Linked DNA regions of Homo sapiens: region 1 is linked to region 2. Evidence: chromatin contacts called from ENCODE Hi-C or POLR2A ChIA-PET data. All regions are on one chromosome and are shown on one strand. The core of a region is the stretch at or near the end of the contact, and the rest is flanking DNA. Distances in the headings are between cores, read along the strand shown. Region 1 overlaps NCOR2 (nuclear receptor corepressor 2). Region 2 overlaps NCOR2 (nuclear receptor corepressor 2).

Region 1 (5,967 bases), core at 1,290-3,789, 36 kb before region 2:
GCTTGTGTTGTTCCGCGGTGGCCCCAAAGGCTCAGGCTGCCCCCATAAAAGGCAAAGTGTTGCCAGTGGCCCCGGCACTCAGCAGGCCCTCAGAGCCGAGTGCAGCATGCGTCCAGGCCTTGTCTCTGGCCCACCTCACCTCAGGACCCCATGACGGCCACAGGGCATGGCTGGGCAGCGACTTGCACCTCTGATCCCTCGGAAGCGCCCGATAAGCTGAGCTCTCCCCTCGCCAGCTGCCTCCAACCCAGGTGGCCTCAAGGCCAGGGCCCAGGGAAGGGCTGACTGCTTCAGAGGGGCCCCTGGACCCCAAAACTTGAGGCCAGGGCCAGAGCCCTTCTCTCTGCCCACCAGTCTGCAGTCTCTGTCCCACCCGCTCATGTCCATGCCCAGACCCCGAGTGTGAAGGCGGCCTCCGCAAGGTTCCCACCGACTTCCCTGCCTCCAACATCTGGCAAACACATCCACAGCTGTGCAGCTGCCGGAAACGCCTCCTCCCGCTTCTCCTCCATGCACGCAGGCCCTCAAGGATGGCTTTCTGAGGAATTTATGGGGTCGCCTCTAGTATTTCAGGGTAGATCCCTGGAGGCATCCACCACATGTGAATGAGGACAAATGTTTCTGCTGCTAAGAATAGCTGTGCCAGCAGCAGCGTCCAGGGCGACAGAGCCCACCCACTCAACAAGGGTCCCCTCCTGCCTCCCCAACCCATCCCAGCCCCCAGCAAGTGGCCAGGCTGGACCACAAAGGGCCTGGATGGGAGGACCCCACTGCCGCCTGGGCTCCCAGGCTAAACGGGAAGAATCCACTTTACGTCAGCTCTGTCCAATGCTCAGAAGTGGACGCATCTGGGCCATTCAATTACCCCAGGGGCATTGATCAATAAATGTCTGATGACGGGACAGTGATCAAGAACCCAAAAGGTCCTATGGCCCCTGCAGCCAGGAGCTCAGACAGTAAACAAATGCTTCAGCGCCCAGGAGTGGCGACGGCTGAAGCTAAGCGTCTACCTGGGATCGGATGATCCACCCGAAGAAGGGCAGGGACAAAAAGCAAGAGGAGAGCTGTAGATACCCAAGACCCTGCCGGAACACAAGGGCCCAGGCAGGCACCACGCCGAGGGGAGGGGCCCGCAGGAAGGGGGTGACCGCAGCTCAGCCCCAGCCAACACTGAGCAGAGACCCAGGAATGTGGCCCCCAAACATTCCTGATGTTCCAGACCCTGCTGGAACAGGGTCCACGTGGGGCAGGGGGTCCACGGCATCCAAATCTTTCCAGCAAAGCCAAGAAGCCCAATTTTGAGACATCTCCCGATATTTCTAAAAAAACACTGACTATAAAACCAACCCAATAAATCAGTCTGACAGCCAAATACAGCCCAGGGGCTGCCAGGACATGACCTGTGGCTTATGACGTGGTCACTGGACGCCACAAGAGAGGTGAGGGAAGGCTGGGGAGCTGAAGCGGGCTGATGGGGGGACAGGAGGTGGAGCGCCAGCAACGGCTTGGAGGGGGGACCCAAGAGGCCCTCAACTATTAAATATAACAGGAATGAAACTTACCCAGTGACTCATCGGCGCCACCTGCTCCACCCCAATGGGACACACACACACTGGCCATGAAAGGCAGGCCAGGCAGGGACCCCAACCTGGCCCCATCTCCAACACAGGGAGCAAGACACAGTGTCTCTGCCCACCCGGCCCCACTCCGTGCATGCCACACCCCAATTTCCCTGGGCAACCACCCCCCCTGCACCCTCAGTCCTGGGGTCTCAGGGAGGCTGACCCAGCCCTCCAGCCAAAGTGGCACTGGCTTTGGTGGGGGGGGGGGGGGCTTAACTCTGAACTCTCAAGCTGAGGCAACAAAACTCATTCCCATGATATTTGCTGGAATATTGGGAACAAGAAGCTGTCCTTCCACTGGGGCTACTGAACTGCAATTATTAGTCTCAGGCTAACAGGGACTGAAAGTGGGGAGCACCTGGACCCAACTGTGCCTGAAGCTTCTCTGAGGTTTTTTAGTTACTTGAACTATTTGTGCTAAATGCAGGAGGCAGAGGGAGTCTGTCCATTGCAACCAAGAGACCTAAGATAGCAACCCTCCTAAAACACAAACTCTCAGATAGGATCTCCCTGGAATCAGATCTCTTCCACCCGCTAGGTCCCTTATCCATGTAGGTGAGGACAGGTCCAAAGCCAGCCAAGAAGAGGCCAGAGAAATGGAATGGGAGACCCAGGCCAGACTCAGTGTAGGGGGAAGGGGCCAGGCAGGAGCCAGGGAGAGGCCTGTCCTGTGTCACCCTGAAGGGAAAGTGGGTGGCTCCCAGTCCCTTCCTGAGCTGTCAGTGGCTCTCATGGGTGAAAGAGCAGGCGGCAGCTTTGCAGATGAACACTGCCCAGCACAGCCCAGCTCTGATCTGGGTCACTTCTCAGAGGCAGACACACCCCCCGACGGCCGCCCCCCACAGTAACCTGAGCCTCCGGACCTCGGTTTCCGGAGGAACATCACGATCTCTCTTGGAGGGAATGTCTGCTAGCCGCACCGCAGAACCAAATGTGCTGATAAACCTAGGCCAGGTTGAGCAAGCCTGGGCTGCTCCCGCCAGGCCAGAAAAAAGAGGCATTGTCTGCAGCCAGGAGCCACCACATGGGCTGTACCCATGGGCATGTCTTGGGGCCATCCCTGCCAGGCCTTCAGTTTCCTGGGTTGTAAAACAAGTGGCTGTTCCAGGCCTCGGGGGCAGCCAAGGCCTCAATCTGGAGCAGGTGGCGACCCCAAGCCCCCACCCCACAGGCACTGATGCACCCCAGCTCCGCTTCTCCTCCCGACCTCCATGGGGCCATGTGCTTGTTACAGCTCCCGTTTCCTAGGTGGAAGACTGAGGCTATTTGCACAGGGAGGAGCAGGGCAGCGGGAAGATGAGCAAATGCCACTTCCATCTTCCACGCCGCTGCCCTGAGCAGCCACGGGAGGGAACACCTCGCAGCCACTGGCACAGCCAGTCCCCAACACAACACTTGGTGGCACCAACTCCTTCCTCACAGCGCCCCCGTGAGGGATTCTGTTATCATCCCCATTCTACAGCTGGAGAGACTGGCACAGAGAGGCCGAGCAACTTGCCCAAGGTCACACAGCCAACAAGGGCACAGCCTGGATGCAAACCCAGGCGAGCCACCTCCTGTGTCCAGCTCACCCACTGTGTCCTGGGACCCTGTCACCAGCATACCCATGCCTGCTGCTTAGGTTAGAGGAGACTGTTGTCTCTCCCACCAGGCTGGAGCCAGGCCTTGCAGCCCTCCCATCCCATGTCCCTGCTCACAAGACCAGGCCAGGTCCTGCCAGCCAGAGGTGCCCATGGGCCGCCGCGGACAGGCTGTGGGCATCTCCATGTCCACTTGAGAGCCTGCTGCACACTGTCCACCCCGGGCCCAGGAGGAGACGAAAGGCCACATCCTCACCTCCCTCACGGCCCAGCTCCGTGACCTCCCTCATCAGAACCCGGAATCTGGACTCCAACCTGTGCTGCTGCATTTCCTCTCCCCCCACAGCCCCAAACACAAGATCCATGAAGCAAGAGTCACACCTTTGTGTCCCCCAGAGTCCCAGCACACTGCACATGGCAGGTGCTCAATAAATGTTTGCTGAATGCATGAACATGCTAAGAGCAAAATCGCAGACGTGGAGCTGAAGCTCAAAGACCAGTTTGCAAACAGAGAGACTGAGGCTGAGAGCACAGACAGGGTGTGCTTAAAGCCCAGATTTCGGGGTACCACCTACACCAGGCCAGGTCCATCAAAGGCAGCCGAGTGTCCCAAATATCAGGTAACTGACCCCAGGTCCACACAGCCGGCCGGCTCCACTCCAGGTCTCCAAGTGGCCGAGAACTCTGATCCCCACTCCTGGAAGCCCCAGTGCCAGCCCCCGTGGCGAGACTGTAAGGCCGTCAGTGCCACTAAGGAGCTGTGTGGCCTCTGCCAAGTAGCCTGCCCTCTCTGGGCCTAGTTTCTCCATTTGTCAAGGGCACCCGGCAAACCTGGGGCTTGCTGGGGGATGAGTGCAACCCGGGTTCTGCAGGAGTCACCAGACGCGTGGGGAAAGGGCGTCCGGGGCCTGGGGCAAAGCCGGGGTAGAATCCGAGAGCCTCCTGCCTCTGGGTCCTGTCCCCTTAGCAGGGCTGTCTGAGGGGACAGCGAACAGCAGGCGGCAGGTGGGGTCTAGGGCCTTGTGGATTTGGTTCTCGGCAAGAAAGGCAGGTTCAAGCAAGGCGTCCTTCCTGGAAAGTCCAGACTCCCCGAATGGGGCTTCATGCACTCCCAGGCACAAAGGGGTTCTCGGCCACCCAAACTTGTCCTGCACCCTCAGGCTTGGAGTGGGGAACAGTACCAACCCCCGCCAGGGCCAGTTCCCCCACCTCCAGAGACTGGCGTCGCCAGCTGTGTTCATTTCCTAGGGCTGCCATAAAAATGACCACAAACCAGGAAACTTAAAACAACAGTGATTTATTTTTATTTTTTTATTATTTTTTGACAGGGTCTCACTCTGTGGTCCAGGGTGGAGTGCAGTGGCACAATCATGGCTTACTGCAGCCTTGACCTCCTGGGCTCAATTGATCCTCCTGCCTCAGCGTGGGACTACAGGCAAGCCGCCACCACATCCGGCTAATTTTTGTGCTTTTTGTAGAGACAGGGTCTCGCCATGTTGCCCAGGCTGATCTTGAAATCCTGGGCTCAAGTGATGCGCCCACCTCGGCCTCCCAAAGTGCTGGGACTATAGGCATGAGCCACCTCGCCCGGCCAACGACAGCAATTTATTCTCTAACAGTTCTGGAGCCTGGAAGTCCAAAATCAAGGCGTCAGCAGGACCCTACTCCCTCCAGAAGCTCAAAGGGAGGCTCCTTTCTGCCTCTTCCAGATGCTGGTGGCTCCAGGCATTCCTTGGCTTGCGGCTTCAGCCCTCCAATCTCTGCCTTTGTCTTCCTGTAGTTCATGTAGTCTTGCTCTCTCCTCTTCTGTCTCTTCTAAGGACACTGGTCTTTGGATTCAGGGCCCACCTGGGTAACCCAGGATGAGCTCATCTCAAAACACATCTGCAAAGACCCTTTTATCAAATACGGTCTCTCTCTGACAGGGGCTGGGTTACTAGGACATGGACCTAACTCTTGGGGGTATCACCACTCACCCCACTCCACCAGCCCCCGCCTTTTCTGACATTGCCCATTTCCTGAAAGCTCACTCCCTGCCTAGCTCTGAGCCCAAGCCCCAGCGGAACCCCATGAAGCAGAGGGGGAAACGGAGGCACAGGGAGTTCAGCCGATGCCCAGGGGACCAAGTGGGGCCAAGGTTTGAACCTGGCTTTCCGAGTGGCCCCAACACAGTAGCCGCTGGGTATTGGCCTCCCTCCAGTTTACAGGAAACAAGGGACTCTCACGCCCACGCCTCTCGGCCGAGGGCCAAACTGACAGTGAGTCACCCCCACTCCACAGGCCAAGAAGCTTGAAGCAGCTCATCGAGGGGGACCAGACAAACGGTGGGGCCAGGGAGGGCTTCCTGGAGGCTCAGCTTGCTCCAGTGTCAACAGGGGAGCAAATCCCACCTCCCGCTGCTCTCTCGGGAGGACTCAGCGAGACCCTGGAAGGAGGCAGCTTGGCACACAGGCCCCTGGCAATCACCACCTCCCTGGTTATTAGCAGGCCTGGCCCAGCCCACACAGCTGCCCACCCAGCCTCTGACCCCAGCCACAGAAAGGGCCCATTATGACATCACAGGCCAGGAATTATGTTATTAGCCTGGGAAGGAGGCTGGCCTCAGGAACAAAGGGCTCATTGTCATGCAAATGAACGACTCCGGAGGAAGAGGGCAGTTCCTCCACTCTGGGGTGCCCCTCCTGCCCTCTAACTTCTAAGCCACACTGGAAACTGACCCCCAACCTTCAGAAGTGTGGGCATCTCTGGGCCTCTGCTCTGGGCTA
Region 2 (5,766 bases), core at 673-3,172:
CACGACAGGGCAGGGAGCGCAGCCCAGGCCGGGAGGCCGCGGAGGCCCCACGCGGCAGCACGGAAAGGCCAGCTGTCCGTCCACCTGTCTGTCCAGCCCCCTCACCCTCACAGGCACCGACAGCCCCTCGGTGCCTGAAGCTCAGGGTTTCGCTGCCTCCGCACAATGCTAAGCCCCTTACGATGATTAACTCGTTTAATTCTTAACAACCGCCCCACATCCTCCCCCTGTGCAGATGGAGGCAGTGAGGCAAGAAAGCCCTCCCAGAGAGTTCCCAGGACTGGGATCCACACTCAGCGTCAGTCAGCACCAGCGACGCCGCCTCTGCCCGGCACCCCCTGCCCGGGGAGCCCCAGCGGGGAGGGAGATGAATGGAAAGGGTGCACTGGAGACTGCTGGATGAGATGGAAGCTTCGGGAAACCTCTCTATGCCCCGCAGTGACCCTGTCTGTAAAAGAGGAACATCACAACACCTGCCTCACAGTATGCTGTAGATGAACTCAGGTTTAGCCCCACAGATAGGCAGAGCAAGTACCCCAAAATGTCAGCTGCTGGCTTCTCCCAGAGAGGCTGCCTGGCCTGGGGACCCCTGAATCTGCAGCTGAACAGAAAAACCACTGCAGACTCTCCCCAGCCTCTGCCCCGGGCTGCCCGCCCAGGAGCAGGGTCTGGCCTTTAGAAGCTCCCTGGAGGGCGGGGGCACCATCCGCCAGAAGCAATTAATTGCTGGGTCAAGAGATGGTGAAAGAGATTTGTCACGAGGGCCTGGGGATATTCAGGGTGGGAGGGTGGCCCACACTGATTCAGTTGCCCCACCTTCCACCTCACAAGCAGGCTCCGCCCCCACTCAAACCCCCAGGACATCCTCCTCTGCCTCCACACCCGCCCGGGCCCAGGGTAGGTCAGGGATGCAGCCCCAGCACCCGTGACCTGCTCCCAGGAGGGACCTGCTTCCACCATTCAGCCGGTGCCCACACACAGGAGGGGACAGCCAGGCACAAGTGGGGCTGACATACAGAGTCCCCGGTGGGCCCCAAATGGGCCTGAGACCCAGATCAAATCCCTGAGCCATCTCATCTTGGCAGGAGACTGCGACCCCTGTGTGTGCTGCTCAACTTCGCAGAGGCAGTTTCCTCTCGGTGAAACGGAGGCAATTATATTAGGTGGCTAAAATCAGGCTGGCTCCCGCTCCAGCCCTAGTGCTGTCATTTTTTAAAGCCTGAGGAAGGTGCCTTGCTTCTCGGAACCTCAGTGTGCCCATCTGTAAAACGGGGATGATGCCAGGGGCTACTCTGAAGAGAAATTTACAACCTGGCACCCAGCAGTGCTCAGTTGAAGCTCACCATCGGGGTTCACCAGGCCACCTCCCCAGGGCCCCTTGCCAGCCTGCAACCCTACTGAGACACCAATGTCCCCAGCACCTCGAACACCCAGAAGCGGGGCCCAGGGGGAGGGAGCAGAGTCTCGGAGGGCCACGATGAGAGGACTGGATAAGAGCCCACCTTCCCTGCCTCCCACCTCCGCAGCAGGCCCAGGGGAAACATAGGCTTTGGTGACCACCAGGCTGGGGCCAGAGGCCAGTGACAACAGAAGCACCCAGAGACAAGGCAGCCCCTGACCCAGATCTTCCATGGGCAGGGCTCTGCAGGAGCCTCTGGTCTGGAGGGGTCCGAGGCACAGGTTTCCCCATGGGTCCCCATCAGCTTTCAGCCCCTGGTGTCCACACCCAATCCCTCCACACCAACCCACCGACACACGGGGACCCTCGAAGCCCCCACCACACAGATGGGAAAACCAAGGCCCAAAGACGCCAGGCAAGGGCAGCTCAGCCCGGGATCTTTCTCATGTACCGGTGAGCTCAGCTCAGCCCAGCAGGCGTTCAGAAGCCCAAGTGGCCCGGCTGGGGTCAGGGCCCTGAGTCAGAGCAAGAAACGCAGCAGAAACTGAAACAGCCCAGTGGCCCCACATACTCCACAGAGTGAGCCACGCTGCTTCCCTGCGCCGCCCCGTGCTGGGAAGTTCTTGCTTCTGTGGTCAGGGTGAGGGTGGGGGTGGGGGACGAGTGGCGTGGAACAGCCTTTCAGCCTGGGGACCCTCTCTGGGCCCGGCAGATGAGCAAAGTTCCATGCACACAGGCAGAGCTGTGAACTGGCCCCACCTCAGAGTCTCCGTGTCACCCAGGACACATGCAAAGCCACACATTACCTGGGGCAGCAGTTCAGGGGTATGCATAGGTGAAGCATAGACAGGCAGGAGAGACCCATCCCAGGCACAGGCTGTTTCTGCTCCCTGCAGGGCTCAGCCTGCAGCAAGGCCACAGAGCACAGGTCTCGTGATCTCAGGATAGGGTCTGAGACCCGGGTTCAAAACCTAGCTGCACTGCTTTCTAGCTCTGTGACCCTGGGCACGTGGCTTAACCCTTCCGAGCCTGCCTGTTTCCTCGCCGTAAAATAGAAACTCAGCTCACAGGGCTGACTCAGAGGCTCAGTGAGCGAATGCCTGCCTACAGTAAGAGTGAATGCCCAGCATACAGTAAGGGCTTAATAAATATGTACAGCAGTTCCTGCTTAGCCACGGCAGCTTTCCACAGTTTCAGTATGGTGGTCTGAAAACAAACGGAAAATTCCACAAATAAACAATTCGTAAGTTTTTGGGTTTTGGGTTTTTGTTTTGTTTTGTTTTTCTCACTCTGTTATACAGGCTGGAGTGCAGTGGTGTGACCTCAGCTCACTGCAGCCTCCGCCTCCACCTCCTGGGTTCAAGTGATTATCCTGCCTCAGCCTCCTGAGTATCTGGGATTACAGGCGTCTGCCATCACGCTCAGCTAATTTTTGTATTTTTAGTATAGTCAGGGTTTCACCATGTTGGCCAGGCTGGTCTCAAACTCCTGGCCTCGAGATCCACCCACCTTGGCCTTTCAAAGTGCTGGGGTTACAGGCATGAGCCACCGCGCCCAGCCAATTCCTAAGTTTTAAATTGCACGCTGTTCTAAGTAGCATGATGAGATCTTGCACCGTCGCGTCCTGTCCAGCCCAGGACATGACCCCTCCCTCTGCCCGGGAGGACCCACTCTGCAGACGGTCCTGCCTGTGAGTGTCCATCCCGGGAATCAGATCAACTGTGATGGTAGAGCAGTGCCTGTATTCAAGTAGCCCTTATCTGACTGAACAATGGCCCCAAAGCACAAGAGTAGTGATGCTAGCATACCGTTAACATTGTCTTTTTATAATATTTTATTTATTTTTATTTTTTTTGAGATGGAGTCTCGCTCTGTCGCCCAGGCTGGAGTGCAATGGTGCAATCTCGGCTCACTGCAACCTCGACCTCCCAAGTTCAAGTGATTCTCCTGCCTCACCCTCCTGAGTAACTGGGATTACAGGCACTCGCCACCACGACTGGCTACATTTTGTTGTATTTTTAGTAGAGACGGGGTTTCACCATGTTGGCCAGGCTGGTCTCGAACTCCTGGCCTCAAGAGATCCACCCACCTTGGCTTCCCGAAGTGCTGGGGTTACAGGCATGAGCCACCACACCTGGCCTGTCCTATTTTATTATTAGTTATGGTTGTTAATCTCTCACTGTGCCTAATTTGTAAAGAAAACCTTGTCATAGGTCTGTATGTGTAGGAAAAGATGGAGTGTATATAGGGTTCCATACTGTCTGCAGCTTCAGGCATCCACTGGGGGTCTTAGAATATATCCCCCAAGATTAAGGGGGGACTACTCCATTTTTTTAGTTCCCACATTTTTCAAATGGAGAAGAAATTCACATTACATAAAATTAACCACTATAAAGTAGGCAGCTCTGACATTTAGGACATTCCCAGTGCTGTGCGACCATCACCTCTATCTAATTCCAAAACATTTTCATCACTCTAAAAGGAGACCCCATCAACATGGAGTAGGTTCTCCCCAGGTCCCCTCCTTCCAGCCTCTGGCAACCACCAATCTGCTTTCTGTCTCCATGGGTTTGCCTGTTCTGGGCATTTCATGAAAGTGGAATCGTACACTATGTGGCCTTGTGTGTCTGGCTTCTTTCACTCAGCATCATGGTTTCAAGGTTCACCCGCAGTGTAGCATGCATCCGTACTTCATTCCTTTTCATGGCTGAATAATATTCCATTGTATGGAGAGACCAATCATATATTTTTATATGAGAAAAGTGTGTTATAAAGAATACATATTCATATATATAACAACATATATATAAATACACATACAGAATGAGATATAATTCTAAAACTTGTAAGGTTATAAAATAACCATAAGAACTATGATGATGTGGAATCTGGTGAAGGAGCCAGCTGGTGGGAGAGAGGGGCCTGGGGTGCCCCAGGCCGGGCAGGTCCCCTCCTATGGGACCTCTCCTCCACTCTAACTCTCCTCCACATCACATCAGGCCTCCTAAACGTGCACTGAGCTGGGACCTGAATGGCAGCAAGGAGCCAGCTGTGTCAATATGCAGGGAACAGCATTCCAGGTGGGGGGAACAACAAACGCGAAGGCCCAGAGGCAGATGCGGTCGGTGAGGGCTGAGGAGCTCCCGGGTGGCCTCTGAATTTATTCTCAGAGCAGTGGGAAGAGAATGGAGAGTGTGGGGCCAGAGTCTCATGGACCTTCTGATGGGATCCCTCTGGCTGCAACTCAGAGACCAGACAGGTGTGACCAGAGTGGACTGGGGACCCCGAAGAGGCTACTGCAGTCGTCCAAGCCAGACGGCGACAGAGTGGGGGTCCATCATGGTGCCTGGTCTGCCATTCTTTTCTTTTTGTCATTATTATTGATATGAAAACAGAGGGTCTCGATGGCAATGCTGTTCCCCCCCAAACATAGTTACTGTTTATTATTATTCCATCTCACAATAACAGCATATTATCTTTACTGTTCCTGTTATTTTTTTCTGTGCTGTTAGGGCGGGGCGGGGGATCTCCATGGCAGGGTCCCCACCCCAGGGATGTTTTTGGCTGCCCCATGACTGGCTCATGGCCTTTGGGACAGTCCTACTCCATAAAAGTCACCCTCCCTACACAGTTTTCAAATGACCTGGCCATTCAAAAAAACCTGCCAGAACCAGTCCAAATACTAGCTGTTTCTTAAATGTCACTCTCCTCTCCCCCCAGCACTGCAGGGCTCTGATCTGCTTTCTCGCGAATCCACGCTTACTCATTCTGAGTGGGAGCCAGCCACTCCTCCCTCTCGTTTCCCCGCTTCCCCTTACCCGACGGTTGGGGCACCGCACAGATTTTTGCTGTTGTTGTTAATTCTGTGTCGAGTCTAGTCTGTATTAAGGAGGAATTTCATTGCCCAGGAGTAGAGGGGATTTCCCAAGTCTATGGGGTAAATATTGTCAGGGTGGTTGGGATGCAGTGTGGCGCTGAGCCAGGGAGCTAACCTCTCTGAGCCTTCGCTGCTTGCCTGGCAATGATGATGGTTGCTGGGTCACGAGATCACCGAGAGGATCAGATGAATTCACGTGGCATGTGCCGCACTGAGACAGGCAGGCACGCAGCTGAGGGGCTGGCGGTGGGAGGGGCAGGGCCGCGGCTGGAGGATAAAATCCCACACTCCCCGCTTGGCCGGGTGGCCCACTGCCCGTCTGGCTTTCGAGGAGATAAGCCGCCTGCTCAGGTTCACGTTCGGGATCAAATGAACCCACTTAATCCCCCTAGGGATCTCTGCTGAGCTGGCTCCTTGGGGGCCTGGGGAGGAAGGCAACTGAGCCCCCTGCAGTAGAAACCCCCACCCGCGAGGCCAGGCACAGAGAAGG

What was found. A loop is a pair of places that touch in the nucleus more often than their neighbours do. ChIA-PET counts read pairs that join two places held with the same protein, here RNA polymerase II (POLR2A). Pooled maps may share reads with other maps.
Region 1: a map of CD14-positive monocyte shows a loop between it and region 2 (2.9-fold over the local background). The contact joins two enhancer-like sites. A Hi-C loop is called at or near these places in 14 of 168 maps with a recorded cell type or tissue (B cell, CD14-positive monocyte, GM12878 and 10 more), 27 of 37 single-sample maps with no recorded cell type and 17 of 50 pooled maps. POLR2A ChIA-PET finds 5 or more read pairs at or near these places in 13 of 52 experiments (AG04450, H1, HEK293 and 10 more).

What each region holds. Positions count from the first base shown.
Region 1 is chr12:124,507,417-124,513,383 of GRCh38, forward strand. The region is part of intron 2 of NCOR2 (nuclear receptor corepressor 2); the gene reads right to left. LOC105370047 (a long non-coding RNA gene) reads left to right here and starts at 5,806. Exons shown (of 3, transcript NR_188646.1): 1 at 5,806-5,967. RefSeq lists enhancers at 51-636, 1,225-1,810, 1,338-1,447, 4,887-5,435, 5,436-5,967 and 1 more and a silencer at 949-1,163. Within about 2 kb of position 2,540, at least 22 of the 41 ENCODE cell types and tissues checked have a DNase peak (open chromatin) inside an H3K27ac peak, as active enhancers do; they include PC-9, where a contact is called at or near this core.
Region 2 is chr12:124,543,754-124,549,519 of GRCh38, forward strand. All of the region lies in intron 1 of NCOR2 (nuclear receptor corepressor 2), which reads right to left. Among named protein-coding and RNA genes, the nearest start is that of NCOR2, 21 kb to the right of the region's middle. RefSeq lists enhancers at 287-821, 5,307-5,546. Within about 2 kb of position 1,923, at least 7 of the 41 ENCODE cell types and tissues checked have a DNase peak (open chromatin) inside an H3K27ac peak, as active enhancers do; they include PC-9, where a contact is called at or near this core.